Linked DNA regions of Mus musculus: region 2 is linked to region 1. Evidence: chromatin loops called from intact Hi-C (ENCODE). Cell type or tissue: heart. All regions are shown on one strand. Each heading gives the region's core, and the rest is flanking DNA. Links, peaks and the distances in the headings are about the cores only. Region 1 holds the start of Vstm2b (V-set and transmembrane domain containing 2B). Region 2 has its middle 84 kb from the start of Gm26327.

What was found. A loop is a pair of places that touch in the nucleus more often than their neighbours do. Peaks named below come from ENCODE experiments on the same cell type or tissue, not always from the same donor. Only the 100,000 strongest peaks of a DNase experiment are listed, where the experiment ranks them.
Region 2: it touches region 1 in a loop (4-fold over the local background); 1 of 42 quality-filtered maps calls a loop at or near these places.

What each region holds. Positions count from the first base shown.
Region 1 is chr7:40,894,676-40,910,285 of GRCm38, reverse strand. It overlaps Vstm2b (V-set and transmembrane domain containing 2B), which reads right to left and starts at 11,008. Exons shown (of 5, transcript NM_021387.3): 1 at 10,837-11,008; 2 at 10,098-10,282; 3 at 9,007-9,036; 4 at 7,385-7,856. The coding sequence starts at 10,918. It overlaps A230077H06Rik (RIKEN cDNA A230077H06 gene), which reads left to right and starts at 11,962. Exons shown (of 5, transcript NR_040329.1): 1 at 11,962-12,087. Gm51479 (a long non-coding RNA gene) reads right to left here. Exons shown (of 3, transcript XR_003946760.1): 3 at 15,185-15,477. In heart, for the core only: a CTCF peak has its summit at 8,958 (motif pointing right); no DNase peak of the experiment used is centred there; H3K4me3 peaks cover 2,186 bases; H3K27ac peaks cover 970 bases; H3K27me3 peaks cover 4,933 bases.
Region 2 is chr7:39,706,952-39,722,561 of GRCm38, reverse strand. No RefSeq gene overlaps it. Among named protein-coding and RNA genes, the nearest start is that of Gm26327, 84 kb to the right of the region's middle. In heart, for the core only: a CTCF peak has its summit at 5,999 (motif pointing left); no DNase peak of the experiment used is centred there.

The DNA.
Region 1 (15,610 bases), core at 6,308-11,307:
TAGTCAGAACATTGTGACAGTCCTCTGGCTGTATGACTGACTACTTCTGGGATAGGTGGAGAAGGACCCTTGAGCACAGAGCAGGGAGGAGCTTCTGAAATGTCCACTTCTGCTTCCATTATGGTTTGATGTGAAATGTCCTTAACATGCTTATCAACTGGTGACACTATCCAGAGCTTGAGGAATGGAACCCATGGAGTGGAGGCATGGCTGGAGGTGGTGGCCCAGTGAGAGCAAGCCTTGGATTTTTAGATAGCCCAGCCCTACTTCCCACCAGCTCTCTCTCCTTCCTTATGGGTACTGTGTAACAATCCACTGCCACCACAAACAGAGCCCCCAGCTGCCACACCTTCCCTGTCATGACTGACAACCCTCTAAAACTCTCAACACAAATGCTGCTTTCTTCCTTTAAGATGCTTCTGTTGAGTAATTTGGTATGGTGATGAGAACAGTCTTTGACACAGCTTCTTATTTTGAACAGACACCCAACAGAAAGTCCACTAGCAGAACAGCAAAGCCAGCCAATTTTAGCCTGTCTAAAGTAACTCTGAGGATTCATCCCAGATGGTGATAATGACAACAGAAAATTTCATTTCAAAGATTAGTCTCCATCTGAGCATATTATTGTTGGGGACAGGTCTATGTCCAAGGGGCCATTGCATGAATGGCATGGGGTGGCTCCAGCCTTACACCTCAACAAGTTACTGAGGGCTTTCCCATTGCCAAGTTCCCCCCTCAGTCTGCCCCATCACTTAGTGCTCCACATCAGCCAAACCCTAACCTTGGAGGAGCCAAAGGGGGTGATCCACACTGGTATTTACATGCTCCTCTTCCCTTAAACTATGAAAGCCATCAGACTCATTTCCCAGGAAGCATCACTCTGAGGAAGGTCTTCCCTAAGGAATAGATAGGAATAGGGAGGAAGTACAGAATTGTCCCGTCCTCAGCTTCTCTGTAGCCATTACACAAGACAAAGTGAGACTTCTCTTACTTCTCTAGAGGAGTTTGTAAGAGGTGCATGGGAAATATCATCAGAGCACTAGGAAATAAAACAGTTAATACTGCCGCCAACACCGCCACCGCCACCACCACCACCTAGTGCTGCAAAAATATCTTAAAGCCTTGCTATCATCCCCACAAAGCTCCAGGCTTTAGATCATAAGCAAGGCCTCGCCACTGTCCGAATGGAGCAGGACTAATCAATATCATATTACAGAAGCACTTGACCTCATTTATCCCTGCGGATGCTTAGGGAATCCTTAACATTCAGAGCTTTAAAAATGTGCTCCCGGTGTGTTTAATGAGAGGCTCCTTAGTGGTTTGGCTCCTGGTGACATTTAGAAAGTCTGGTGCTTGGCTCTTCTCGTGGGGGCTGCCATTACTGTGGATGAAAGAGTCTGGGCTCCAGCAACAAAATGGGGAAGGAGCTGTGTTCTTGGGGATGAAGGAAGACAGTAAGAATTATCGAGAATTGCTGCTCACAGTAGAGGTGACAGTGGTAGGCACACATGCTCAGTAAAAGGGAGATACAACTGAATAATCATTACACTGCAGGAGCAGCTTGCTGTTCTTGGGAATCTCTAATGCCAAGAGAGAAAGGCTGGGCTGTGAGCTGACTGGCTACTTATGTGTGGATGTGAAGGACAAAACCATTCCATTTCGTGCAGCCTTCATAGTCCATCACAGGGATCCAGGCATGGAGCTATGGGGGAATCTAGGACATGTCAAGGCATCACCTAAGCTGAGAGGACACCATCCCTAACTGACTCAAGCCTGGACACAGTCTGCCTACAGGAAGCCTCTCCTGATTGTGTTAACAGTCCATGGCTGCCATTTCTGTTCCCCACTCAAGGGAAATATAAGGTTGGGCTGGGTGGAATCCCAGAGACTGAGAGAAAGAGAGTCTCCTATCACTGATAAGACAAGACTTCACCAGTCTTTGGGGATATGTAGATGTCTCTTGCCCACTGTGAGCCTCCACAACTTCTTTCACAGTCCTTTCATTTTTTCCCCTTGGGATGTTCAGTGGGACCCTCCCTCTTCTGAGGACATCCCTTTGCCAGGCTTATTTCCTCCTTCCTGAAGTGAGGTCTTTATACCACATCAGAGCTTTAGGGATGAGCAGATGATTGACAGCAATGGCCTATGAGTCCCCCTGAGGCTAGGCTTTCTAGCTTTGCTCTTGTGGCTGGGTTATCAGCCTGGCACCACTGTATCAGCTCTGTCATCTACCCAGGGCACAGGTTGAGTCACAGAGAGTGTTTTCACCTCATCCTCAGCCCCTTTTGGTTATGGTTTATGGTTGCCATGGCAACACCCAAGGATTTCCCCACCCCTCCTCCCAGTAGCTCCCAGCAGAAACAGCCTCTTCAACACCAAACACCACAGTAACGCCATGGCCTTGGCTGTTGCCTAACCAGTAACTGAAATAGTGGGAGCAGCTAGTTCTCTGCTTCTAGTTACACCCAGCAGGGGGTGTGGTGTTTTCCTTGGAACTGAAGTTCTAAGGATAGTTTGACCCCAAGATCCCTACAGAAGGGAACCTTGTGCCAAAATGAGTCTTTCTGTTTGCAAACTATTTTCTTTTTGTGAGACTGGGCTGAGTTCCATGTGCCTTCCCTTCATTAGAAGTGTTTGGAAGATACTCTGTCTCCCCCAACCTTCAGTGGCAACTAGCAACAAAGTGTTCATGACAATGGATCAGCGTTCACATGAGTAATCAGGTTGCCTTACACAGTGAGAGACACAGCCTTCTCTGTCTGCTCTGCTTTGCTAATCCAAGCCATGATTAATAAAACATGAAACATGAGTCAAAGAAAAAAGTTAAACAAACTTTTAGTGCAAATACTTCTATGGTCGTGCTGAGCACAGATGGGTGAGAAAAGGTTTTCTTTCTGGGCTGAGGAGTAGGAAAGGGGGCAACGGTTTGAGCAAGCTGCCCTGTTATTCCTTCCTGACAGTGCTGAAGTAGCTCACTTCACAAGAACCGGCAACTGAAAGTCTTTTAGGATTAACTGCCTATGGGACCATATGGAGGTGGCTTGGGCCACTCTTGAGGTTGCTGATCTGAAAAGGCTAGTGTGTGCTCCAAGGCTGGGGTAACCCTTCCATTGCTCCTGGGTGCTCCATTTGCCCTTCTTCATTGTGCTCTAAGCCCTGTGGCTGACCTCTCTGAACAGCTTCCCCAGATGTTCTTGGCATTGGCTTTCAAAGGGGGTTGGCTAATAGGAGACCATATGAGGAACATGTAAGAGGGGCATCAAGTCTTTGCTGGGTCATGGCAAGTCAAATGATTCCCTCCATTGAGACTCTGGCACCACAGATTTGACCTGAGAACCTTGTCCTCCGGCTATTCTGGCTTTTGCCAATCTTATCCCTCCCTTGTTCTGCATTCCACGGACACTAGCACCTCCTGTTGCTGCTGGCCCTGGAGACTTGCAATCTTCCTCTGTTGGCTGGCCTAACCCTGCCTCTACCCTCATAAATACTGTATTTCAAAGCCCAGCAGTGACTCTGCTTGACTGTGCCATCTGCTCCACCAGCATCCTGATTGAGAAACACTACAAACATGTCTGCTCGTTATCCAAGAGCAATGGGCCACTCTGGCTTAGAACTGTGCACTGGGAAGGAGCCCAAAACATGCTGTAATCCCTTGCCATTAGAGGCTCTGAGATAGTCCTGAGCTTGCAGCCTCCCTGAGGAATTCATAAGACCCAGCTGGCAGTGAACTCAGGAAAGTCTTGCAGAAAGGTTAATACCCATCCTGCAAACAGTCTGAAGATTTCAACCTTCCCTCCTTGGTATCAAAGCTGTTAGATGTGGCTGCAGAGTAGAGATCACATGTCCCACTTCTCTAGGCTCAGAGTGGGATACCCAGGTAGCCACAACTAAGTGGCTCTCCAAGGACTTTCACAGAGAGGCTTCAGGGATGGGGTCAATGCTAGGCTTGAAAATCCATCTGGTCGCATTTCCTTTTCAAGGGGGGGCTTGAGAGAAATCAGGGCTTTGTGTGAGATATGCTGCTTCTTGGGCTGTATAGGGGCTGGCAAATGTTACTGTGTGATTAAAAAAAATATCAAGAACCACTATATCCCATGCAATGGGACAGCACTGTCTGCCTTCAGGTACCCCAGCTGCCTGTGCTTTCCAAATGGCAGTGAACACTACTGTCCCACACAGGAAAGACAAACAGAAATTCCAACCTTGCTGCCATCCTGACCTCCATGACCCTGAGACTGGCAGGCATTCAAGAACCCCATTTGCTGCGACAACTCTGATGGCTGCGCTGTAAGAGTTCTGATGCCAGGACCCTATATCTCTTAAGATGTAATACATCACCCCACTCCGGGAGGGAATCTGTTATGGGGTAAAAATTCCTGGAGTGTCTTTACTTGCTCGTCCAACTCCAATGGTGGCTAGCACAGAGACTGGAGGTTTTATTAGCCATGCTTAGTTCTCAAGCACCCTGACACTAGCCAAATGAGCTCATGTCCTTAGTTTCATTATAATGTCATGGGTGTGGCCACATTCATTCTCAGGAATGTCTGGTACATGGTACTCCTTGGTCAAAGCCTCCAATAAACCCCAGTAGTACCACTCATCTATCTCTTAAGGCCCCTCCACAGCTTGCTCTCTCTCCAGTTGCCAGTTTGCTCATTTTCTCCTCTTTTCCCCTCCATCCTGAACAGCTAAGACTACGGTGATTATGATGACCATCTACGCACAAATCTTCCTATGCTAAGCTCTCTCGCTATGTGCTCCACCATGTTGGTCTGTCTCACTGTAGTCCAGAAGCAATGAAGTGTCTGAACTGCAGTGTCTGAAACGGTGAGCCAAGTTGTTTCTTACATCGTTCCATTTGCAGCAGTAATGGAAACGTCAGACTAGCCCACTGTCCATTTTACAGAGATGCTAAACCACTTACCTAAAGTCACACACAAATTTTCAGAGGGCAAAGATATAACTCTTATCTGGGCTTTCAGATTATCTGTTTTGCCACTGCTCTGGGGAACATTCCAGAGGTCTACTCCAATCTGCCACATATACTTATTTCCTACTTTCCAAGAGGAAGGGGCAGAAGGGTCTTTTCTCTAATCAGAAGCAATTAAGCTAATCACAACATGAGTCAATAAACATTTTCCTAATATACGCACTGTGTGCTACTTAGAGACAGTTCCTTCAAAATGTATGCCCTCTTCCACTGCAGAAAGACAAAGCTGGAAAGCAGTTGTCAAGATGTCTGGTATATTTTCCCCAAACTCCTGCATCTATGTGGGACCACATGGTGGTCACTGGATGAAGGCACATGTGATGTCTGCCACTTCTAGGCCTGGACCTTAGAAATCCACCTTGCCATTCCTGAGTGACTTTTCTCAGAGAAAATGCACTACAGAATGCTTTAAGTGACACCGTCTTCAGTTTCTCCAAATGTTAGAGACAGTCATTCTAAATGCATAGGAAATAAGTGAACTCACTGTGCTTTATGCATACCTTATAGCCTTAGGGTTCCATTCTCTCTTAGAACTGGGTCAAAAAGGGCATTTCTATATCTCTTTCCTAATATACTGACATATTTGCTTGCCAGAGACTTGTAGATCCACTTGTTGGAGCTATTACAAGCCATCAACCAGAGTCTCTGAATGACTGTATGAACAGAGCTATGAGGCTCCCACCCCAGGACAAGATGCGGTGCAAACAAGAGTATAAATTTGGAACATATTGAGCTACTGACATTTTGTCTTTTTCTTGTGGCACCTAACATTATCTTAAATTAATACAAAATGGCATAAAGTTCCATGTTAGGCAGGAGATCTTGGGTTTGTTTGGAGCTGACCCATCTTTCTCATGGATTGGCTGGGGTGGGGTAGGATGGGGTTGGAGTGGTGTCTTGTAGGTCCATGGAACTAAGAGGGACAAAAACGTCCCAAACCACACAGGATGGAGGCACAATTAAGTTTCTTAGGGGAGAGACACACAGTAGATTCCCACAGGGGAGAAACAGAGCAAGCTACTGTGACAGGGTGGAGGGTGGAGACAGGAGGAAGGGAGGGAGGGAGGAAGGGAGGGAGGGAGGGAGGGACGGAGGGAGGGAGGGAGGGACTCCCATGGAAGAGATATAGTGCAGTTTCTTAAGTAAGGGAAGGAGACCTAGCACCAGCTCTCCTGAGGGAGACAGGCAAAGAAATCTCCCAAAGAGGGGAGGAGACAGTGCTGTACTCCCACAGCAGGGAGTAACTAAGGCAGCAACTAGGCTAAACTGATGGTCAGAATGGACCAGCTACTTCCAAAGGTTCAAAGGTTTAAGGATCAGAAAGAGGATAGGATACATAATGATGTGAGGCCTGTCATCTTGAACTCAGTGAGGACCGTCCAGGAGCCTGTATCCGTAGCTAGCAGCCGTTGATACACTTTGAGAACAGCCAAGCTGGGTGTACGACAGCATGCCCTATCCCATCGGTACCATGTGTCTCCCCTAGACTTTCATGTTGTAATCCAAGTAGAGATTTCTTTCATGGGGAATGTGCATTATACAATACTGAGTAGGGGGTTCCAGGCAGGGGGTGAATTATTTAAAATCAGATACTAGGAGTGAGCACTGAAGATAGTGTTCCTCTGAGTTGGATTGAAGAGGGGAGCCATGTTGAGAGAAGGGCTATTTGGCACAGAAGTTTCTGCTTTTTCTGGGCCTCCTGAAACCCTCATTACTGCTATGTTAACACCCCCAGGGTCTTGTTACCAGAGCAGCAGCTCACTTTTCTGGTCTTCTATTCTGACAACCCCTCACCTCAACTCTTTGCATCCCTAGTCCTAGGAAAACGGGTATCAGCCTCCTTGTGCCTTCATAAGTGTGATACAGGGCTCCATTCCCTCTGGAACCATGGAGAACTGGAACTCTGATGTGCATACAAAATTTACAGCTTGTGTAAAGCCACACCTAGAAGCCACTTAGCAAAGGCTACCTAGCCAACCTTCCTGCAACTTACAAGACAATTCAAAGTCACCAATCGGCAAAGAGGGACAACAGCTTGTTTTCACTGCTTCTTTCAAGAGGAATACCCCACCTGGGGAATATCTGTCCAAACTTGGGGATCTGAGAGTACAGTTCTCAATGCTGTCCGAGAGAGCAACCACACAACCTCACAACCCAGCCTCAGTGTCAAGCAGAGCAGCCCGCTGAGTTATGAATATACTTGATAGGATGCTCAAACCCTTTAAGAGTCAAGACTGGGAAAAAGCTCAGAGAACACCAGAAAGGCACAGCAGAAAAGATGCTTCTGGCGCACACAACTGCTGTTACAATAAAGCTATCTAGCGCTGCTGATGTACTGGCTGCTAACCTCCCTCTCCACCGGGCATGCAAAACCCCTTTGGGGCCTGCCCTTACCGGAGCCGTGCCTCTGGCGCAGAAGGACAGCCTGCCCTGATGGTGGTGATGCTGATGAAGAAGCAGCAGCTGCAGCAGCAGTTGTGGTGGCTGTGTGGGTCGCGGAGGCAGCGGCAGCGGCGGCCTCAGGAACTCCTGATCCAGCGGGAGGGCTCCCAGGAGGTGGGTTCTTGTCATCGTGGCTGGTTTCAGAGGTGGTGCGGACAGCAGCGCCTGCGTTGTTGGAGCTGACAGCACTGGAGGCTCCGTGGCGACGCGGGCCGCTGCTCTGAATGTGGGACACTGCCTCTGCAGCTTGCATGTTGGGCGGCGCGAAGCGCGATAGCACACGCAGCAATGCCTGGGCCTTGTGCTCCTGAGTGTCATCATCGCTGTAGTCCGAAACGCGACATTCATAAACACCTTCGTCCTGCAATCGTACGGCGGACAGCCGAAGCCGGTGTGAGATGTCATTGCCCTGGACTCGCACGGTCTGCAAAACAGCCCTGTTAGAGGTCTGACCATTGGGCGCCACACCTTTAGTGAGCCCACACCATTGGGCTCTCAGCTCCGCTATCACTGTGCCAAATTACCATCCAATCCCAGTATTTCCTAACACCCCAATACATCTTGCTAGTGGCACATGGCTCTTATTTCTGCCTGGACACCTTGTTGCAGAGTGCACGGTGTTGGGTCCCAATTTCCCAGCCATCTCATCTCACATTTACTCTTGCTTATTGTCCCTTTGGATCGAACTTTACTCCACAGCTAGCAAGAAATTTCTGGCTGGGGCTATATGAGGCTAATTATCCACATCCTTCCTATACCTAAAAGCCTAAGCTAACTGCTCTGGGGCTATCCTACATATACCCCAAATCACATTCACATTTATTTAAAGCTCAGAGCACCTGGGATGTGTCCATCTTGCCTGTAGGATGCACAACTACACCTGTCCTGCCCTGTCATTTAGGACTGACCACTTGTTAACAGCCTCAACAAATCCTTCTTTCTCTCAGGCATGGTGGAAATCTTAAGGGAACTCTCACCGAACACCGGGAAAAGCCCTGACCTCTAATCAGGACCCTCGAAGAGGATTTGGTTGTTTTCAATCCCTGCTATTTCCATGCTCCAGTGTTATAAACCCCATGCCCCTTGACTGCAAAAGACACTCACCCCCGGAGCACTTAACAATGTCACCCAAGGAGAAGGAGATGTCTGAGTGGAGGGTGCTCCTGGCAAGCCTAACGCTTGTGCGAAGTGGGGCGGAAGGGGGTGGGAAGCTGGAGTGCCACGCAGCCTGAGCAAGAAGTCATGCTCGCTCGAGGTCTTGTAAGAAATGACAGCAGAGAAGGTAAGGGCAGATGTTCTCCAGGTCCCTGAGCGCGTGGTGCAGAGGAAGTTGTGTTTTACTGGTAAGTATCATGTGAGACTTGGATTTGGACCCTTAATTTACACAAAAGACAATCTAATCCCTCTACTAGCGACAGATGGCGCCCAGATACGCCAAGGAGCCCACAATACACCCCAGTGGTAGTAGAGCTCCGCATGGCTCGGCGAAAGAGGCTTTCTAAAGGGGAGGGAGCTGCGGGGCGCGAAGCGGCCAGAAGGGGTCTCCCGCGGCCCACGCTGGTCTCCACACTTACGCTGATTTTAGTTGCATCCTTATTTGTTACCTAAAATGAAGAGAGAGAAAGGGAGAAAGGAAGGGGGAGGAAGAGGAAGGAACGGAGCGAGCGGGGAGGGAAGGAAGGAGGGAGGGAGGGAGGGAGGGAGGGGGGAGAGAGGGAGGAAGGGACAGAGATATTAATTGATTGATTATGAAATTAAGCTGTTGACATTTTTGTGCACGGAAACCTCTGACCTGTCTTTGACAAGGATACTTTCTGCAGGTGAGCTGGGGTTTGACATGCCTGAGGTGTGGCATGGCGAAGGGTACCAAATACATTAGGATTCCTGCAGTGCGCCAAGAGAAAAGTAGGTTTCCTGGCTAAAACCATTTGGCTGAGGAGTGGCTGCCCCATACACACCTGTCTGCTTGGGAGAGTGGGGATGCTGGACAGCCAAGGGGACCTCATCATTTCCTCTAAATTCTCCACTTGGAACCGAACACTGGATGGAAGGTCCAACATCATGAAGGCCTTGACAGTCTGGTATGTGGATACGTGCCAGAGGAGGATGAGAACAGGAACACTGAGTGGGATTCTGGGGACACTGTAGGTAGGTGGGTGTGTAAATGATGGTGTGAGCTATGGGGCAGGTTGTAAAGTATTCCAGCCACTGAGGGTGGAGCTGTTTCTCAGACCCTATGGAAGCTAGAGGTGAGTGACCTGCTGGCTACCATGCTCTAGTACCCTCTTCTCTACCACATAAACACAATCTGAAGGAGCTGAACTCCTTGGCCCTGGGACCCCAGAGTGGCAGAAGAGAGCCTGCCAGAATCAAGTGATCTGCTTTTTTTCTCACGCTAGCACCCATCAGAGTATAGTCCCAAAGCTAGCTTGCATGAGCAGGAAAATTGGGCCAGGTGTGTGTAGGTTTTCAGGGGCTGGGCGAGAAGGGGAAAGAGTGATAAAGAACCTATAGCATCCGGGGACATCCGTTTACTTTGTCAATACTGTGGAGATACAGAGGACGGGAGGTGGCTGAGCGACAGGGCAGCGCCCTGTGGAGGTACCCCTCACTTCCACTGGAAGAAGTCGGGTAAGCACGGGTGCAGCGAAGGGCAGCGGATTACCTTGCTCCGGGCGCCCGGCACGCTGAGCGCCAGCTCGTGTAACAGCTCCCGGGGAGGCTCCTTGAGGTACCACCACTGAATCTCCAGCGAGTAAGAGGTGGCTCCGCTGGCCCGGAACGCGCAGGGCATTTCGATATCGTCACCCTCTCGCACGGTTACATCTTTGGGGACTTCGGTGAATGTAGCTGGGGGCGGGAGAGAGAGGCGTGACCAGGGGATAGGCGAGGTGGGGGTAGGGTTGGGAGAGCTTGGGGCTACCCGAGGCTGAGGCGGTCGGTCTCCTGCTACCGGGCCTTGGGCTCACCCACACTCCTGTCCCCAGCTACTAAGTGACCCTGGGCGAGAGGCTCCAGCAAAGTTCAGGGAGCAGCTGCAAAGGTGGCAGCGGGGGTCCGCCACTTGCTGCAGGCTACTCCCCTCCAGGTCGTGCAGGGTTTAGGGGAGGTAGGGCCGTATCACTGGAGCTGGGCTGGGAAGCGCCAACTCTGGCTTGCTGCAGGCCTCCTCTGCTTAGCGGGGACTGGGTGAAAGGACTCCCTAAGCGGACGCCACAGCTGCAGAGACCCTCTTCTGCGCTCGTGCTCCTACCCACTCCCAGCCTGGGTTGCACACCCGAATTGCTGGAGACCGTAAAGCCTGCCGCTTCCTTTCCTCCTCCGCGGTGGCCAGCGGGCAGACTTCCGTGGCCTTAGCAAAGGGTCCCCTGAGCCCATCGCGGCCGCGAAGTTCCCGCGCTCACCGTCGGCCACGAAGAGCAGCAGGCTGTGCAGTAGCAGAGGTAGCAGGTATCCGAGGGCGCCGAGCCGGTTCCGCTGTTCCATCTCCCGCAGGGTTGCGGCGGCGGCGGGGGCCCGGCGCGGAGAGGCGGCGGCGGCGGCAGCTTGGGCTCGGCTCCGGCTCGAGCTCCGGCTAGGACGCCTCGGAGCCTGCCATGGCCCCGCACGGCGCCCCCTCCCCTGGCCGCCGGCGGCCGCCAATCAGCCCAGCTTCCTTGCCGGCTGGCCCGGCGCGGCTCCGGCGGGGGGCGCTACGCGGGGGACGCAGGAGACGAGGTCCCTCCAGGAGGATCCTTCGGTCTGTACCTCCTTCAGTCCGGTGCTCCACAGGAGAATAGGGATCCGCAGTTCAGACTCTGGCGGGCGGGCCAGGAAACTGCCGGACTGCGCCAGGATCCATCCTTGGAGAAGGGAGTGAGTGCCTGTAAGGCACCAACGTCTGCCTCCTGGTCTCCTTCTGGCTGGGCTCCCGACTGCCACCTCCTCCGACTCCCGGGGAGCTCTCCCGCCGCCGCCCCCGCTGGTTTCTCCACCGCTCACTCTTCAAGGCGAGTGGGCGCTCAGCCGCGGCGTGCAGACCTGGCGTCCGACCGTAGCGCAGCGCGGGGAGAGCGGGTCCAGCGTGGCCGACCCGCAGCCCGAGAGAGGCGGGGAAAGGGGGGAGGGGAGAGGAATGGAGGGGGCGGTCAGTGGCTGGGTGGCGAGCAGCCTCCTCCACAGCATCACCCCCGCCCTCCTCTCGGAGTCCGCCCCGCCCCTACCCCGTCGTCCCCCACCTCCCGCCCCCGCCGCGGGGTCATTCGTAGCGACCACCATCTCTCTAGCTGCAGCGCAACCCCACCCCGCGTCTGCTTTGCTTAGGGGGTCCTCCCACCCAAACTCCTGGCTTCTTCCCAGTGTCCATCTCTGGAGACAGCTGCTCCACCCTGCTTTCTGTGTGTCCCCCACCCTCTCCGCAGCCCCCAGTGTCTCCAACTCCTTACCCAGGTTTGGACCACGAGCCACGCCACTCTTTGGCCCAGACCCGGGCCATGGCGGGTGGGTGGGCTCCAGGGGAATGCAAGAAGGGAGGAGTGCTATGTCCGGCCAGCAGCAAGACCAAGTGACAGTGAAGACTAGGAGTCCGCAGTGTGGGAACAAGAACTGAGCGTCCAGCGCCGGGCGAGCAGGTGCCTGTGGCGCGGAGCGCACCAGGGAGCCAGCAGGCAGTGGCCGTGAGTGACAGCAGAGGTGGTGCGGGTGGGGTGAAATGGGGAGCGCCGGGCACGACTCAGGGCTCAGGAGGTTTCTGGGTGGGGACCGTCTTCCTGCCCAGAGAGAGGGCTAGTCCCTGTGTCCTTGCAAGCAAGCTCTTCCTGGCCATTTCCCACTCTGTACCCAAAGCAAAGGGGATCCTCCAGCCCCCGGGTGGAAGCAGGCAGAGGTGGAGTACACGTTCCAGAGCCCATCCTCCACGCTTGCATCTTCTGTATCCCTGAACCTTCCCTGGCCTTCACCTAGAATGGGTCATATCTTTTAGCCACCTAGAGAGTTCAGTCTGCCTTCCTAAGGGGTGTGTGGGTGGATGAGATAGTTCAGTCCAGGCACAAGGGCTTGGGAGAGCCATAGAGCTCTCCTTGGGTCTCTCTCTTCCTCAAGGGATCCCCCAGCTAGTGGTCTGGTCTGGTCTCATTACTTGGCTTTATCTTAACTTATGGAGGCACATCCCAGTGAACTTCCCCTGAATGCTAGAGCTCTCCAAGTATCTCTGACAATGAGCTACTGGTTAGTGAAGACAGAAGACCAAAAAGGAAATAATTTCCCAGTGGCCACCCTTGTCTAAGACAACAGGAACACAGTTCCAGAGAAGAAGCTGGTAGCTCTTTGTAAGCTTTCCCCTCACCAGTGAGGACCACGGGCACTGCATTCTTCTGCCCCTCCTCTTCCTTATGTGGCCAATGGGTCATTTTCACCCTGTGGTCACTCGCTGATGCTCTGTGAGCAGAAAGCCTTGTAGACCTTTCATTCAGGGTCCCCATTGCCTGTTCCCTCTACATATATGTATACATACTTTGGCCTGCCTCCCCCTGAACATTCCACCACTCTTTAGAAACCACCATAGGTCTGTGAATGCAAGACCTTGCAGGTCTCTTGCCGTCCTCAGCTTTTGAAGGGAGGGGGCAGACTTGCATCGTGCTACACAGGAGGACCATGGCAGGTTTCTAAGGGAGCAGTTGGAGAATTGATTCCAAGCAGGGATATGATGACATGAGCTATCCCACTGTGCATTGGCTTGTTTGGAGAGGCAGTGAGTTTCTCTCCCAGTACCAGATTCAATCAAGGACTGATGGCCAGTGACCAGGCTTGCTGGAGGGATGCCAGCAGCTACAGGGAGGTACGCTTTGGTCACTCTGAAGGTCTGTGGATTCTTTCCACCCGTTCTGTCTGGTGGGGATTTTTTTGCCTGTGTCATACGTTGGTGTTACTGTCGTAGTAGAATAATAGTAATAGCTGCTTGACATCGTGTGCGTGTCACATAGCAGACACTGGGTGCACACTTTCTATGCATCAGTTCTCAACATGACAGCTAAGAGGTCCTTATCAAACCTATAAGACCACCCTCTCCTACTCAGAAGCCTACAGTGGCTCCCGCTCCAGTCAGTACAAATACCAGGGGACTCCCAAGGTCAACTGATTGCCTTCTTCATCTTTACCTTTCCCTCCCTTCTATCCTTCCCCTGGCTCCTCTCTGGACAAGATCCTCCCTCCTGCAGTGCAACACACTAGGCCCACCCTAGGGCCTTTGCATCAGCTACGCTATCTGGCTAAGATATACCTCTTCCTAATATTCATGCTCTGATTTTTGTAAGGAGGACACTTTCTTAGCTAGGCTCACCTACCTCTAACTGATGTTTAACTCTGCAGTCTGGAGCTCCCTCCCTCAGGGCTCCCTGTTTGTCTTTATGTCCCTTTCCTTGGAAGTAATCACCTTCCGTAATACGATTCAATGTCTTTTACTTATTGTCGTCCTTGGTTAATGTCTGCAAAGCTTTTGTCTACATTGGTCACTGGGGCGTCTCTGGCTTTCAGCACAGGGATAGCTAGATGAGGTGGTTTCGGTGCATGTTTGGGGCGAGGTAGTTAAGGCTCAGAGAACTTGTGGAACTTTCCTAAAATCACACAACTGGCCAAGTCAACCTAGGTCTTTCTTACTTTGGGTTATTTTTTCTTCTCCCTTCTCTTTTTCATTCCTTTTTTTTTCTTTCCAACATATACAACCATCTTCCACATCAAGAAAACCTAGAGCTCCTGAAAAAGAGCAGAGCTGACCTATTCAGCTCTGTGTTAATAGAAGCTGCTTGCCTGCCCAGGTAGATGGAGGACAGAATATGACCTTCCTCACTACCTTTAACATACAGGTGTGCTAGAGTCAAGAATGAACACCTTCAGTAGCCAAGAGTGGCTCTTGGCCGCCTTTGCTGGAGTTTCCTAGTGATAGGCAGGAGCTCTGGGATTCCTACCTTGTTCTGGCCTGGCTACTACCTCTGAAAAGAGAGCCAGATTTTTTCCTTACCTGTCCTTGGTGGGCCAGAGTGCTAATGCAGGCTCCTGTGTGTTCTCTAAGGGGGGGGTGCTTCTCTCTAGGGACACAGCAATTTAGCCCTACCCACTGCAAATATCCCTCCAGCACCTGCAGAGATGCCTTGCTAGCATGCACACTGTTTGTATGAGGGGCATGGTTTCCTGTTACGGATGATGGATCTGTGAGAGCATTTTATGAACGTTCAGTTCCCCACCATGATTGTTCACTGGTGGGGTGGAGAACTGCAGACTCCTCCCCACCCCTCCTCAGATCTGAAGTGCCTGTGGGGTCACAGTATTCAGGGTCTCCTATAATGTTCTTAGTGACCTTTGAACTGGCTGTGTCCTTGGGCTTGTTCCTGTCAGATCTATCTACTGTGCCTTGGGTGCCCTTTTCCTTCTGCCTCGATTACCTCTGCTATAGCTAAGCTGTGAATTGGGCACGAAGCCCTTGCCAGTGCTGTCCTAGGGACAGTGATCTGTTCCAGTCGCTCGTGAAAACATTTTTAACACGGCTTTGGCAATTGTACCTCCTAGAGTTGCTTGCAAAATTTATTTATTTTAATGTTCCGTCTTGGAGTTGAGGCTTCGATATTCTTGTCCTGGCTGACCTTTCCTGTCCTTTTACTGCCACGTGCAGCAACATTGATTTTGGGTAATGTGTTTTGATTTTAAGATGCAGCCCATCCATAAACTTTCCTATCAATAACCCCAGCACACTCTGGGTATCAGACAGATTAAAGCAAAATATCAGATTTATGGGGAATTTTATTTTGGGGCAATGCAGTCATTTATTTGCTATCAGTGTCAGGGGATAAAGGCTTGGAGTCTGGCCTCAAGGGAACCACAGTGCAAGGACACACATCAGGTCAGTATCCACAAGGAATGCTGAAGAGTGAAAACGTGGATGGGTGGGTGGGTGGACATTACTTCTGAGCCAGGAGGAAGGCAAGTGAAAAGCTCTTGTTTTGTGTTCCTTTTGCTCTCTTATATCCAGCCTCATCACCATCTTGGAGGGTCAGATTCCAGGAGGAGGACAGCCCCTGCATTGCATGGGGACAAGAGAGGTTCTTATATGCTCATCAGACCTTGGGTTATCACAGAGGTTGCCTGGCCCTGTCCTTGTACCTTCTGCAAATCAGGTATAGCTTTCAGTCTGGGCTCAACTGGTTTACA
Region 2 (15,610 bases), core at 3,531-8,530, 1.2 Mb after region 1:
CTCCTAATTTCACAGGGGTGTGTATGTGTGTGTGTGTGTGTGTGTGTGTGTGTGTGTATGTGTGTGCGCGCGCGTGCTTATCTTTCTGAGTCTGGTTTGTTTCAATTAACATCTCAGTATCTTCCTGCAAATGCCACAATTTTACTCCTTGTGACTTCAAACAAAACAAAACCACCCTTGTGTGTATTTGCCCCCCCCCCCCAATCTGTGGATGGACACATTCATTTGTAAAGTAACAGTTGACTTTCAATGAAGGTATCCTTTAGCCGCAGCCCTATGCCCAGTCCCCTCTTCCTGTTTCAGCAATAACCATCCTTTTCAAATCAGTGTACACTCCTGGACGTTTTTTTTTTCTCTATGCATTTACTTGAATTCACTCTTTTATTTTCTTCGTTTTCTTTCATAGAAATGAAAATGTCTTTGAAATGAAATTTCAAAAATGAAAACTATTCTTTCAGTCTTACAGCCTTCTTTGTTTTCTACCATTTATCTTAATGATAACTTTGTCGTTATTTAGCATTATACGTTTAATGAATCGTGTGTTAACAAACATTTGCCTTTCCCAATTTTTTATGATCTCAAACAACACAACCTTCTGTACACCCTTCCGAAGGAACGAATGCTTGTCTAGACTAGATATGGACAGGCGAAATGGTTGGATCATGGGGATCAGACATTAATCTTAATGTACTTTATGGTTTGAATATTGAATGTTCCCACAAGTTCATGTGTTTACAGCTTGGTACCAACAGGAAGAATTATCTGCAAATGTAAATGAAAACCTTAGAAAGTAAGCCCTAGCCCGGTGACTCATGGGATCAATCACTGGAGGCATGTCTTTAAAGGTTACAAAAAGTTACAGTTGTTTTCTAGTCCCTACCCCTTTCTGCCCCACCTCAACCAGGAGAGGAATAAGCCTCCCAGCTGTGTGCCTCCCAGCTGTGTGCTTCCACAGCCAAGTGAGTTGCTCCTTCCAAAGACACAACACCTAGCAGCTATGGTCTGAACCCCCTGGAACTGTGAGTCAGGATAGAATTTTCCTCCCCACACTGTTCTCTCAGGTATTTGGTCACAGAGATTATCACCCTGCCTAGATTTGTCCTCTGACAGCACAATATAAGCATGCATGGTCTCCTGTGGATGTTTGCAGGGTCATATCTTTCTTCCAAACTTATTTAAAAATGTTCCTCTAACTCCCACCAGGCAGATTATGGTCATCTTAGCTAAGGTCACCAACGCTGTGATAGAAGACCGGCCATGAGGAAAGGGTTTATTTGCCTTACAGGTTATAGTCCAACATCAAGGGAAGCCAGGGCTGAAGCAGAGACTATGGAGGAATGCTGCTCACTGGCTTGCTCCTCGTGGCTTTCTCCCACTTTTTTTTTTTCATTTTACTTTCTTCCATTTTTTTAAATTAGGTATTTCTTCATCTACATTTCAAATGCTATCCCAAAAGTCCCCCATACCCCCCCCACTCCCCTACCACCCATTCCCACTTCTTGGCCCTGGCATTCCCCTGTACTGGGGCATATAAAGTTTGCAAGACCAAGGGGGCTCTCTTCCCAATGATGGCCAACTAGGCCATCTTCTGCTACATATGCAGCTAGAGACACGACCTCCAGGGGTACTGGTTAGTTCATACTGTTGTTCCACCTATAGGGTTACAGACCCCTTTAGCTCCTTGGGTACTTTCTCTAGCTCCTCCATTGGGGGCCCTGTGTTCCATCCAATAGATGACTGTGAGCATCCACTTCTGTGTTTGCCAGGCACCGGCATAGCCTCACAAGAGACAACTATATCAGGGTCCTTTCAGCAAAATCTTGCTGGCATATGCAACGGTGTCAGCGTTTGGAGGCTGATTATGGGATGTATCCCCGGGTGTGGCAGGCTCTAGATGGTCCATCCTTTCATCTCATCTCCAAACTTTGTCTCTGTAACTCTTTCCATGGGTGTTTTGTTCCCAATTCTAAGAAGGGGCAAAGTGCCCACACTTTGGTCTTCGTTCTTCTTGAGTTTCATGTGTTTTGCAAGTTGTATCTTGTATTCTTGGGTATCTGGGCTAATATCCACTTATCAGTGAATACATATCATTTGAGTTCTTTTGTGATTGGGTTACCTCACTCAGGATGATGCCCTCCAGGTCCATCCATTTGCCTAGGAATTTCATAAATTCATTCTTTTTAATAGATGAGTAGTACTCCATTGTGTAAATGTACCACATTTTCTGTATCCATTCCTCTGTTGAGGGACATCTGGGTTCTTCCCAGCTTCTGGCTATTATAAATAAGGCTGCTATGAACATAGTGGGACATCTTCTGGATATATGCCCAGGAGAGGTATTGCGGGATCCTCTGGTAGTACTATGTACAATTTTCTGAGGAACCGCCAGACTGATTTCCAGAGTGGTTGTACAAGCTTGCAATCCCACCAACAATGGAGGAGTGTTCCTCTTTCTCCACATCCTTGCCAGCATCTGCTGTTATCTGAATTTTTGATCTTAGCCATTCTGACTGGTGTGAGGTGGAATCTCAGGGTTGTTTTGATTTGCATTTCCTGTTAGGAGCGGGTGTGGCGGCAGTCCCAAAGGCGCCAGGGACTGTAGCTAAGTCGTATGACTTGCACCTGACTTCCTCATATAAGCCGCAAACATCTTGAGAGCTGTGCAGGTGCACCAGGATACCGGAGAATCCAGTTTGATGGAGATATGCCCCTGCTGCCCTGATTAGCTGAAGCTGCGTGCCTGGTGAGGCGGCATGGCCTGCTGTGCATGGATGAGAGTATAAAAGGAGTGAGAGGCCCAGGGTTCGGGGCAGATATAAACAAGAAGAATCAGGACTGAATAAACTGCTGTTAGAAGGACTGGTGGTCGTGTCGTTCTTGCTGGTCGAGAGCGGACGCGACAATTTCCCTGATGATTAAGGATGCTGAACATTTTTTCAGGTGCTTCTCAGCCATTTGGTATTCCTCAGGTGAGAATTCTTTGTTCAGCTCTGAGCCCCATTGTTAATGGGGTTATTTGATTTTCTAGAGACCACCTTCTTGAGTTCTTTATATATATTGGATATTAGTCCCCTATCTGATTTAGGATTGGTAAAGATCCTTTCCCAATCTGTTGGTGGCCTTTTTGTCTTATTGACAGTGTCTTTTGCCTTACAGAAGCTTTGCAATTTTATGAGGTCCCATTTGTCGATTCTCAATCTTACAGCACAAGCCATTGCTGTTCTATTCAGGAATTTTTATCTTCGAGGCTTTTCCCCACTTTCTCCTCTATAAGTTTCAGTGTCTCTGGTTTTATGTGGAGTTCCTTGATCCACTTAGATTTCAGACTATTCTTTCTTTACTACCCAGGGTCATCTACCCAAGGTAGCACAACCTACAATGGCCTGAACCTTTTCACACCAATCATTTATCAAGAAAATGCCCTACAGACTTGACTACAATCAATCCAATGGAGCCATTTTCTCAATGGACGCTCCTCTTCTCTATTTCTACATTGTGTCAAAAGTATATCAGCCAGGTATGACAGTGCCAGTCTTTAGTGGCAGTACATAGGAGGCAGAGGCAGGCAGATCTTGGTGAGTTTGAGGCCAGCTTGGACTATATCGTAGGTTCCAGGACAGGTAGAGCTATAGAATGACTCTCTCTCTCTCTCTCTCTCTCTCTCTCTCTCTCTCTCTCTCTCTCTCTCTCTCTCTCTCTCTCTCCACCCACCCCCCCGAGAAGTTTAAGAAAATGAGTGCTCATGGTTAAGTGGATGGAGTCCTTGCTGAACAGGACAGATGCCATCTAACCTTTTAAGGTTCCTCCCAGCACCAGCACATGGTCATGGCCTCTCCAGGAACACTCTCCACCCATGCGTGAGAGAGTAGAGTGCCAGAAAAAACAAAAACAAAAACAGAAGTTGGGGACTGGTCCTAGACATGTTACCTTGAATACAGCTCCCCACCACATCCTGGTTTCCCAGTCATACGACCATCATAAGACGTGGCACAACCAAGACTCCCCTGGTTCTGGTGCCTTTATGTCTACCCCACTTAGCCTAAACCTAAAAGGATAGAGCAAAGGCTTTGCTTATCATTACAGTCACAAAAATCCATACCAAGACACACTTAAGGACTACAGTATCTGGTCACAGAGCACAGAGCAGCTAAGTCCTTACTGCATAGCTTGGCTCTGCCAGCACAGTACATAACCAGGAAGCCTCAAGGCTTTCAACTGTGACCCCATGGGGAAGGGAACCAGAGCTCTCTGGACAGGGGGCTGGTGGAGACCTGTGCTCACTGTGAACTCAGCACAGGACTGTCACACACTGGACTCAGCTGGGAAGATGTTGAGGCCCCAGGAGTCCATACCACACCTATTGGGATAAGGCTCAAGGTCTTGGACTCTTAAAGCCTCCACCCACCCCAGAGATTCTGAAGTGGATAGAAGGGTAAGGAACGCTACCCCAGGGCAACCTCAGGTGCAGATTTTGATGTTCTGAAATTTGGGAATTCTCTTTCCTTGTAACTTAGCATGAACATTTAAAAAGACTGACAGAAAGATGAGCGGTAACATACCGAGGCACATTCAAAAATTAAAAGTACACAAGATAAAGACAACTTGAGGCCCAGAACCTGAACCTAAAAGCCAAGACACAGGTGAAAGATACTAGGCTATGTTGCTCCTTGGGAAAGGAAAATGTACGCTAGGATTTAAAGACATTGCTACACAAGGCAGTTTTAAGGTTGGATGTAATATTTAACTCTAAGAATTCTCATTTTGTCCCTTGTTCAGCAAGGCTGAGGGACCTGTGAGTATCAAAAAATAAAAAATAAATAAAAAACAAAAAACAAAAACGGATTAAGCCTCCTACCCAGTTGGATTTGCAGACAGTGGGCTTCAACGAGGTTCAAATGTGCTCCCAGACAACCCATTAAAGAACGTTCTGATTAAAGAGAGCATGGAATTTAAATGGTGAGATGGGCTGACTCTATGAAGACTCTCCTTGGGTCTGACTTTTCAGCCAGACCCAAGAAATCCACCCCCAACCTCTCTGTCTTCTATTTCAGGGTGAGAAGAGCTGGGCCTCTGGCTGTGAGGTCTAATTACCTATCCTGCTGGGGCTTCCTGCTGCCTGCTGGGCGCCCAAATACCCCTTGGTTGTAGCTTACTGCTTCGAAACACTGAAAGTAAAAGTCTGGAAGATCCTCTCCTCTGCCTGTTCACTCCCAAGTATTTATCAAACCCATTTCCTAGGAGGAAGCAAGTGGGAGATGATACCCCCTCTCCCAGACTCTGCAAAGCCCATAAAGTCCCCTTTCCTGTGAACAGAGTTCTTCTTAGTCTAGAGTCTCATGTTCGAGGTAAAGCTCTCCTGAAGTAAATTCTTACCTCTCACTCTGAAAACGTGGAAACCAGGGCAAATTCAGATAAGATGCTGGCTGTCGACTGCTGTCTGAACTCACAACTCATATCCTCATTCTGCACTCAGAAACCGAGAAGATTTTGATGGCAAGTGACACTATGCCTTGCACTAGCTCTGTGGCAGCCAGAGTGCCCACTGACACAGTTCCACAGTTCCACAGTCGACGCCTCACTGAAGCTCATCAGAGCTCTACTCCAAGGTGCTTCTGGGCAGCCCAGTCACTCAGAAGATGCCATAGGGCAGGCAAGGTCAGGCTCAGCAGACTTGATAGGCTTCTCTGCGGCAATTCTTTTCCTATTTTATATGTTGAACTGTGTACCCTCTGTTCAGATACCTATTCATATCGAGTGGATTTTGCATCCTTCAAAATATTCTTGGAAATGTCAGCACGCTTCTTCTACAATACCTTGTGCTAAGACAAAAGCTTGTGGCACCACTAACTGGTAAGCCAGCTTAGTGTAAATAAGAGGGGAGAAACACATCCCTTCCCCAGCGACACATTTTCACTCCAACTGTTGAAAAGAAAAAAAAAAAAAATCTAATGCAGACTTTACTGGGACAAAGGATTCCACGAAGTTACATGGAACTTTATTGCCATCTACTGGAATGCTTTTGAATGGTACCACACTGCTATGCAGACAGAGCTTCTGTGGGTTCCCAGGGCTCCTTGTGGACTTGATAGGGTTAAGAAATGTGGGCGGGGCAGCGGGGGTGGGGTGGGTGGTGGGTGGGGAGGATGGTAGTGAGCATGCCTTTAGGTGTGACTGAGAGGACATTTCAAGAGCCCATTAGATGATCAGGACTTTGGTATATTCACAACTTAATGATTTGTTTGTTAGTTTGTTGAATGGCAGTTAGAGGTGAGACCTAATTGGAGGAGGCAGTTCACCCAGGTTGGGTTCTTTGGGCTATGTAACAAATATCAAGAATGAGTCTTACCATAACAATACGTTTAGGACAAGTAGTTCTAATAGTCTTATCTGTTTATCCAGTAAAACCTTTCATTTACTCAAAGCCCCACTTCCGTATTCTAGGACTGCGTTGCTTCCTTTTCCCTTCCTCTTCATTTCCTATGCAACAATTCTTTCCAACGTAGCCGAATGAATAAGATTGTGAGGCTGGACCCTAGCCGATGAAGGAAAAACTTAATTCAAATCAAAAGACAGTCACCACCTTCCTTAGAATAAAACCCAAGTTCCGGTCTTGGGGAGTTCCCTCTTGTGCTAGAGTGAAGTTTGCCTTTTCCAGACACTTCATTTGGAGTGGTGGTCTCTTTTATTAAGACCCTGGACTTACTTCTATCAGCTATATGTCTCTGTGGACTCTTGTGGTAGCCCCCCTCCCTGCTTTCTCTCTGCCGCAAAGAGTTCCTTTGCCATAAACTCCTACTTCCATGAGGTTTTGCCCAACCACCTAAGTCCTGAACCCTCTGAAACAGTGAACCAAAGCAAATCCATCCACTCTAAAGTATTTTCTCTGGACTGAGTTATTACTTTTGTGTGCACTTGTGTATGCCTGCAAGAGTTTATGTGTGTCCTGTGCCTGAGGGAAGCTGTGGAGGCTGGAAGAGTTTCTCAGGCACCTTAGAACTGGAGTTGCAGGTGGTTGAGAGACAGCTTGTGAGTGTGTGGAACTGAACCTGTGTTCCCTGCAAGAGCGGTGATCATCTGCTTAGTCCCAGGTTGTCATTTCCTTCTCCACACCTACTGTCACATCCGATTGCTCTAGTCGTTTATTTGTGTCCCTCTCAGAGGTGCATAAGGACCTGTGCATCTTGGTCACTGTTCCTAACACAGGGCAGACCAGTGCTATGCCAGCTGCCTAACATTTGGCTTTGCCAAATGAGTGAGATGCCTCTCTGATTTTAAGTCACAGACTACATTTGCTATGAAAACTTATGCCCAATCATTCACCATAAATGGGTCCCTAGAAACTATAAATAGTGTGTCTTACCACTACCCAACCTCCAGCATTTATATTAGTGTCACTTTGTCACACTAACATTAAATATCTGAGAGAAATTACATAAAGGAAAGATTCATTTGGGCCAAGGGGGTGGTGGCTAGTTGGTGCCATGCATTAGAAAGAAGTTTGTGACAAATAGTAGGAATATATAGCAAAGGAGTGCCATTCACTAAGTGGCTAGCCAGGAGTCTGACAGGGAAATAAGAATGCTTCAAAGATATGGGAACAGTCCAGGTATATATTCCCAAGGATTCACCCTCAGAATCTTACTTCCTCTAGCTTGACCCTATTCCCTAAGTTGCCTAGAACCTACTAAGATAGCACAGCCAGCCAGAGGCCAAGCACTCAATATATGAGAGGGCAGAGATTCAAATTCAAATCACAGAAACAGAGGCTGGCACTAAGCCATTGTTCTCCTGAGAACTTGAACAAGGACTCCACTCATATATTCCACAGATATACCTGTGCTTTCAGCTAAATTCCCCTTCCTGACACGGCTTAGACTGAACACAGACTGAGTAGGCCATAGCTTCCTCCAAGTGGCAGTGGGGATAATTTGTCACTCCCATAGCCTGAGCTAGTGATGGAGAGATGGCCGAGAGACAGTGTAAACAAATGGACTTTGCTTGTTCACACCCAAAAGTCTAGTTTTGCTTTTTTTTTTCTTCTCCCAGGATTACAAAATAGTAAGAAGTCACAAGGTAGTGGTTACTCAAGTGGTGAATCAGCCTACCTGCAACATTTTCTCAAGCAAAACAAAAGAAAATTTTTTTGGCCTGGACAATGTGGGAAGGAATGAAGGTGATCAGGAGAGAGAGGAGTAAAGAGGGCAAGGAAAGAAAGAAGAAAGGAAAGGAGAGAGCAGGGTGGGAACCACCAATGGAGAGGCATCAAGTAAAACCCGTCCAACCCCTCTTTTAAAAACCCTGGTATTGCACCTGAGAGATGGCTCAGAGATTAAGAGCATCGACAGGTCTTACAGAGGACCCAGGTTCGATTCCCAGCACTCATGTGGTGGCTCACAAACATCTGTAACAACAGTTCCAAGGGATCTGACAGCCCCTACTGGCTTCCACTGGCACTGTACATACACAGTGCAACATACACACATGCAGGCAAACACGCATACATATAGGATAAAAATAATCATTAAAAAGCATAATATTAAACAACACTAAACTTTAATAACCTTTAAAGTGCATTTTATTTTGATGGAGGAAGCAGTATATCCTTTCATTTGGGAATAGCAACAAGACCTGAACCCCCTAAGTCTTAAAGAGAAATGACCTGAACCCCAAAACCTCTCCCTCTCCCTCTCCCTCTCCCTCTCCCTCTCCCTCTCCCTCTCCCTCTCCCTCTCCCTCTCCCTCCCCCTCCCCCTCCCCCTCCCCCTCCCCCTCCCCCTCTCCCTCTACCTCCCCCTCTCCCTCCCCCTCTCCCTCTTCCTCCCACCCCACACACATCAGGAAAAACCTGTGTGTGCCTGATCCTGGCCTGGGTAGAGACTGCAAAATGATGTAACAGAAGCTCAACTCTGGAAACTGCCAGGTCCTCATCAGAACTTTCTCCCAAGTTTCGCAGATTTCAGTTACAGCTTCTGCTGTCTGGAGTCACCCTTGAAGTTCATTTGCATAAGGCTTTTGGCCTTTTTCACTCAAGAAAATTGAGAAGACAAATGAGAGTGTCGGAAGCAAGCTTATTAAAATCTTGTGCTGCTCTGTAGCATGACACTTATTTCTACAGACACTTCTTGGGTGCTCAGTGACTTCATTTTTCTGGGACAGAAGCTCCATCCTCTGACCCTGGGAAATAAAACAAGCCCATCAGATGCACATCAAGAGAACAGTCTTAGAACTCACAATGAAACAGCTTATTATCATCACCATCACCATTATCCAACTTCATGTCCCCTTAAGCTACCATCCCTGGTAGACTGGGCTTCCAAAAGACACAAGAGTCTTTTGGGACTCTTATCCCCAAACTGACAGTGAAAATTACCTAGAAGGTGAGCCCATCACTATTAGTGGGGACTCTGGACAGGACATAGAGGAGAGCGTTCATCAAAAGAGCAGACCAACACACAGGGGCCACTATGGAGCACGCTTGGAGTTCTCACTACCTTCCTAGGGCGAGGTAGCTGGGCTGCTCATCCTCACAACCCCACGCCTCATCTCCAGCATTGGCTGCTCCAAAGCCCTTCACCCTCTCGCAGCGCTTCTGACCTGTCCCACTTTTGGGAGTGAGCAGCGGAGCACAGAGCCTGCAGGATGACTGGGGCAGGGTGCTGCCAGCAACCGCACAAACTGCTGATCTCCCAGCCCTCAGCTACAGGAAACACAGCTGCCACTCTGGAGTCAGGAAGGTAGTGGTGTCTAAAGAGCCTGACAATTAAATGTTATACAGAAGCCAGGCATGTGTAGAACAGTTTGGCACCAAATACACATGTCTTCTGTCTTCTGATTAAAATGAAAATGACTCTGTCTCTGTACGTTACAAACCACCTAGGAAAAGCCCTGACTATGTGAGCTTTGGTTCTTCCATCTCCTCAGGTCTCCCCAAAGACATTCAGATTAGATTCTACTCAAGAAGACAGATAAAAATGAGAAGTAGACTTTTGATTCTGAAGCAGCTGTTCCCCTTTGCAGGGGTCTGCTGAGACCCAACAACTGAAACACCTTTGCAGGGGTCCACTGAGACCCAACACACTGAAAAGCAGTGGCTTTTTTTTTCCTGTAGGAAAACCAAGCCTCCCACCATACCTTCCTCACCCCTTGTCCTGAAAGCATTGCTGTTTCCTCTCTCCACTGGTTTTTTGTTTGTTTGTTTGTTTTGTTTTGTTTTGTTTTGTTTTGTTTTGTTTTGGTGGAGGGAAGTCCAGCCTTATGGAGGGGATAATTTTGATCTATCATTGGAGCATTCTTGATTCATGTGCTAATTTTTACATTCCTGCTACTTCAAAGAAATTTGCCAGATGTTCTCCCTATGTGTGCATTTGATATTTTCTTCATAGGCACGCTCCGTTCGCTCTGTTGCTAGAGGGCCTCTCTTTACATCAAGATTCCACACTCCTCTACTCCCTCTGACATGTCACCAGGAAGTCAATCACATCAGAGTCAAAGAGCAGACTGGGGGCTGCCACAGAAAAGGCCTCTTGATTACAGATCCTTGACAGCAGATTCCTGGATTCCACTGTGCCCAGTACCAGGTGACGTGCTGAGCGTCATTGTTCGCAAGAAATGCAGAAAAGGAGAGAAAGATGGAGAGAGAGGGAAAGAGAACAAAACATCATTAAATTGGGAAGTGAGAAAATACCCAGCAAACGCAGACTGCGCTCAGCCATTGTCCTCAATGAAGTGTCTTGGGGAGATTGCAAAATTGAGGCCATCCAAGGCTATGTGTCATCATACCATATTAAGAGAAAAAGCAAGAAAGGAAGCCACCAAAGTCAGCAAAAGGCAAGCCAGCTTTAAAATAGACAAATTAGCAAAACATCAGAATCCACATTACTCAATGAGTACATATAAAGATATACCTCAGTAGCAGCCACGGAAGGAGTGGCATGAGATACCACACCACATCCTCTAAATCAAAAGGACAGCAGTGAGAGCATTGACCAGGATATGCAGCATTGAAACTTCATGCATCCCTCGGGAAAGTAGTGCAGGAGCATTGGCTGACACTTCCTCCCAATGCCAAATACTGAGTTATCACACGACCCAGAAATTCGACTTTTAAATATTTAATCTAAGAAGCTAAGAAAAATGAAGCCATATAAGTACACCAAGTCTGGAATATGAATATGTAGAGCAATGTAATTCATAATGGCCACAAGGTGAAAACAACCCAAATAGCTACCAATTGATGAATGGATAAACAAATATGATATATTTTATTTTGGGACTTCAAGCGAAGTGGAGAATTAGAAACTACATGTGTGTGACCAAGTGAAAATGAATTAAGATAAAAAAATAGAGCCTATTCCTACAAGAAGAAAGAAATGAACAAAATAGAAAAAAAAGAAAAAGCCTAATTGGGAATTTCTGTATAAGCTGAGTTCACTTAGGCTAAAGTCAACTGTAGCTGCCAGGTGATCTTACAGATTCCATGTGAGATAGAGGCACTGTCCAGGCTGCAGAAATGCAAACAGGACTGTATGTGGCTCTTCTTGTCAACTTGACATTAAGTTGACTTAAGTCATTTGAAAGATGGGAATCTCAATTGAGAAAACAGCTCCATAATACGAGACTGCAGGCAAGTCTGTAGGATAATTTCCTGATTAGTGATTGATGTCAGAGGGCCCAGTCCATTGAGGATAGGGCCACCCTTAGGTTGGTGGTCCTAGGTTCTATAAGAAAGCAAGCTGAGTAAGTCATGGAGAACAAGCCAGCAAGTAAGCAGCATCCCTCCATGGCCTCTGCATCAGCTCCTGCCTCCAGGTTCCTGCCCTGTGTGTGTTCCTGCCCTGACTTCCTTCAGTGATGGACTATGGATGTGGAAGTGTAAGCCAAATAAACCCTTTCTTCCTTAGCTTGATTTTGGTCATGGTGTTCCATCACAGTGGGGATAAGGATAAGACAGGCTGTATGCAGAGATGGAGCAGAAGTGAAGCATAAAAACTAAAGCTATTCCAGGATGTGCCCAGGATGTATCTTCCAGAAAAGGCAACACAACCCACAGCATCGTGTGACTGAAGTACACAGGATTATGGAAAGTATGTTGTAGAGCTTGGCACAATATCCCGAGGGACATAACGCAGTGACCTCTCAGCAGCAAAGTTCAACACAAGCAGGAAGACCTTCATACCTCATGGGCAAAGACGGGTTCCCCACACACCAAATGCAAGGGCGTAATTTGCAGGTAGGATCTCGGATCAAACTATTCTAGTGAAAATTGTAGGCCAGTCACAGAAGTAGGACACAATAACTTAGCTTGCCGGAATTACTGTTGAGAATATTAGGGTAGGCCCCACCTATAGAGCCTTACACAAAAGACAATACAGGGACTGGAGAGATGGATCCGCTGCTCAGAGTACTTGGTGCTCTTGCAGACGATCTGGGTTCAACTCCCCACACTTACACGGTGGCTCACAACTATCTGTAACGCCAGTTATAGAGCAAGTAACATCCTCTTTTGCCTCCATTAGCATTGCTCATGCAGTATATAGTGTTTGTATATAATGTGTACCCACATAAAGTGAGGTAGCATTTGTCTATAAATTATGCACATCCTTCTGAGTATTTTAAATCATGTATGGGAAACTTACAGTGTCTACCATGCAAGAATGTGACCCAAATAGTTATTTTACTGCATTGTTAGGTAATAGTGATTCTTTTAAAAGTCTGTACAAGTTCAGTAGAGATATGATTTTTATTCTAGTATTTTCTACCTGCAGTTAATTGAGTTCACAGATATGGAAACTGCAAACACAGACTGCTTATTATACTGTCTAAAATTCCATTGACATGAAATGTCAAAAATAGGCAAGCCTATAAAGAGAGAAGCTAGATAGTATCTTCTATAAGCCAAAATAAGCTCAAACTCTCTTTAAAAATTTTAAAACTAAAAAGCACGTAAGACAGATGTGTCCACACATTGACTCCCAAGCTTGCTTACACATGGACTTCACTGGGAGTGTTCAAGTCACACCTCAGAGATGAAATCAGGTGCTGAGTGAGAGGGTAGTGCTTTCCAAATACATCCAATACTTATCAGAGTTCATGGACCACTGGCTTAGAGCAACTCCTATAAATACTCTAACTCTGCTGACTCGGCTTGGGGTTGGTCAATTTCAAGGCTCCCCAGATGACTCTAAGCAGCAGTGTTTGAAAACTTTTGGTTAAGGATGCTAAAGCTTCTACCTCTTGGCCATCCTCCCACCACGCCCTCAGAGGTGTACCAGTGAAGTCGAGGGAACTTATTTCCCCTTGGAGAAGCATAGCTGCAGAGGCAGCTTTCATAGTAATCCTGTTCCTAGAATGTGATGGATGAAGTGTGTACCTGTGAGCACACAGCCCTAGACTGTGGGGCAAGATCTCTCTCTCTCTCTCTCTCTCTCTCTCTCTCTCTCTCTCTCTCTCTCTCTCTCTCTCTCTTGATCAGTGTGATCGAAGAAACTTGCACAGCTAGCAAGGATGGAAGAAGTGAGCAAGGAAATGAAAGCAAGTCCTTGCAACTCTGATCAAACTGCTTAGGTGGCCACCATAAAAGCCTTACCGCCTCTGGCTGCCTGGTATGAGAGCCAACAGATTTCCATCCTGACCACCCTCCCTGTGTTAACACAGAAAGTGTATGAGGGAGAGCAACCTTAGACCTAAGGGAGAATGAATGATGTAAATGATGTAGGCTTATGAAAACCTGACCAAAGCTATGCAGGTGTGCCAGGTGTCGTATGGAAATTCCTGAAAGCAAGTGTTGCTTGTGCATTCAGAGAACAGCATTACAGTGAGTGATTACACTAAAAACCAGTGCAGCAAGCAACAAGGAAGTGATTGATTGTGACTGTGTCTCCTGGTAATAGCAGAAGCTACACCCGTAGAGTCTCACAACATGACTGTAATACTGTGTAATAATGAACAAGGATGATATCTATGGACATGAAACTGGATAAAGAAGTCTCCAAGGTCTGATCCCTACAGAAAGAACTATAGGCAACTGAAAAAAAAGCTGGGAATTGAACAGGAGGCCTTCCCCAGGGAAGAGGACACCAATTGATTGTCCAGTGCCACAGTCAGCTCTAAAAACATATATATAGAAAGCATTATATAGACTGAACAGGTTATATTTAGAAATATATATCTATATACACATATCTATATAATAGGTCTTAGTTAGGGTTTTATTGCTGTGAACAGACATCACAACCAAGGCAACTCTCAAAGAACAGCATTTAATTGGGGCTAGCTTACAGGTTCAGAGGTTCAGTCCAGTATCATCAAGGCAGGAATATGGCATTGTCCAGGCAGTCATGGTGCAGGAGGAGCTGAGAGTTCTACAACTTCATCTGAAGGCTGCTAGCAGAATACTGACTTCCAGGCAGCTAGGACGAAGGTCTTAAAGCCCAAACCCACAGGGATACACCTGCTCCAAAAAAGGCCACACCTCCTAATAGAGCCACTCCTTGGACCAAGCATATATAAACCATCACATTAACATTATTTAGACTGAACAGGTTATATTTAGAAATATATATATACACATACACATATACATATACAAGGAGAAAGGCAAAAGGAGAAATGTTGTAGTTAAACTATAATATTAAAAATATAAAAGGAAAAAATAAAAAATATATCATCAAAGGAAAGAAAAAGAGAGAATGATGGAGAATTGGGACAAATTGCTACCGGAGTTATGAGGGTCAGGGCCTGTGTTTTGACATCCCAAACAACTCACTCGGGCCCTTCCTTTCATCTTTAATAAGCCAATCAGAAGAGCAAAATCTACAGGGGAAAGCAGGAAATGTGGCCACACTAGGAAAAGGGACAAGATCTAGTGACACCCTGTACATCTTCAGGGTCCCGAAGTGAAGGTTTGAGTTGAGTAGAGTGCTGCGGTTATGCATGGATAAGCCATCTAAGTCAAGGTGTGGTCCAACTCATCACAGTTTCTGCGTCAGTCTCTCCTGTAAGAGAAATTGTAAATCCTTCCCTGACACTTGCTCCTTCTCTGACTGTCTCAGGCTTTATCCTTTCATCTCCCAGCAGGCGATTCCTGGGAGAAGTTCAATTTCTTGGGATCCATCAGTTCATTATTCCCATAGCCAGAAGAGAGGGACACAAGAGTCTTTTATGGTGTCGTGTCTATCAGACTAGTTACTAATAGAACACAGTGAAGGGCAGAGAAGGTTCTCACGTGAATAAGTTAACATGGTTGTAGGTCACTGTACTTGTCATAGAAGAAAGCAAGAGACTTGAAGAGCAGCCTTTGCCTTGGAAAACAAACAGTATGGAAGGAAGGGTTGTGAGCTGTCCATGACAGGGAACCTCACAATCATGATGACATTTAACCCTCCTGGGACCCACCAGTCTATGGTTAGTTAGCTGAGAAGAGACAGCTGTGTGTGTGTGTCTGTGTGTATGAACATGAATGAGTGTATCTGTGTGTGTGCATGTGTGTGTGTGTGTGTGTGTATTTGTACATGGATAAGTGTAGGTGTGTGTGCATGTATGCAAGTTCATGATGCGCATGCTGGTGAATGCATTCCTATATGTGCCTGTGTGTGTTTATATGAGTGTGGAT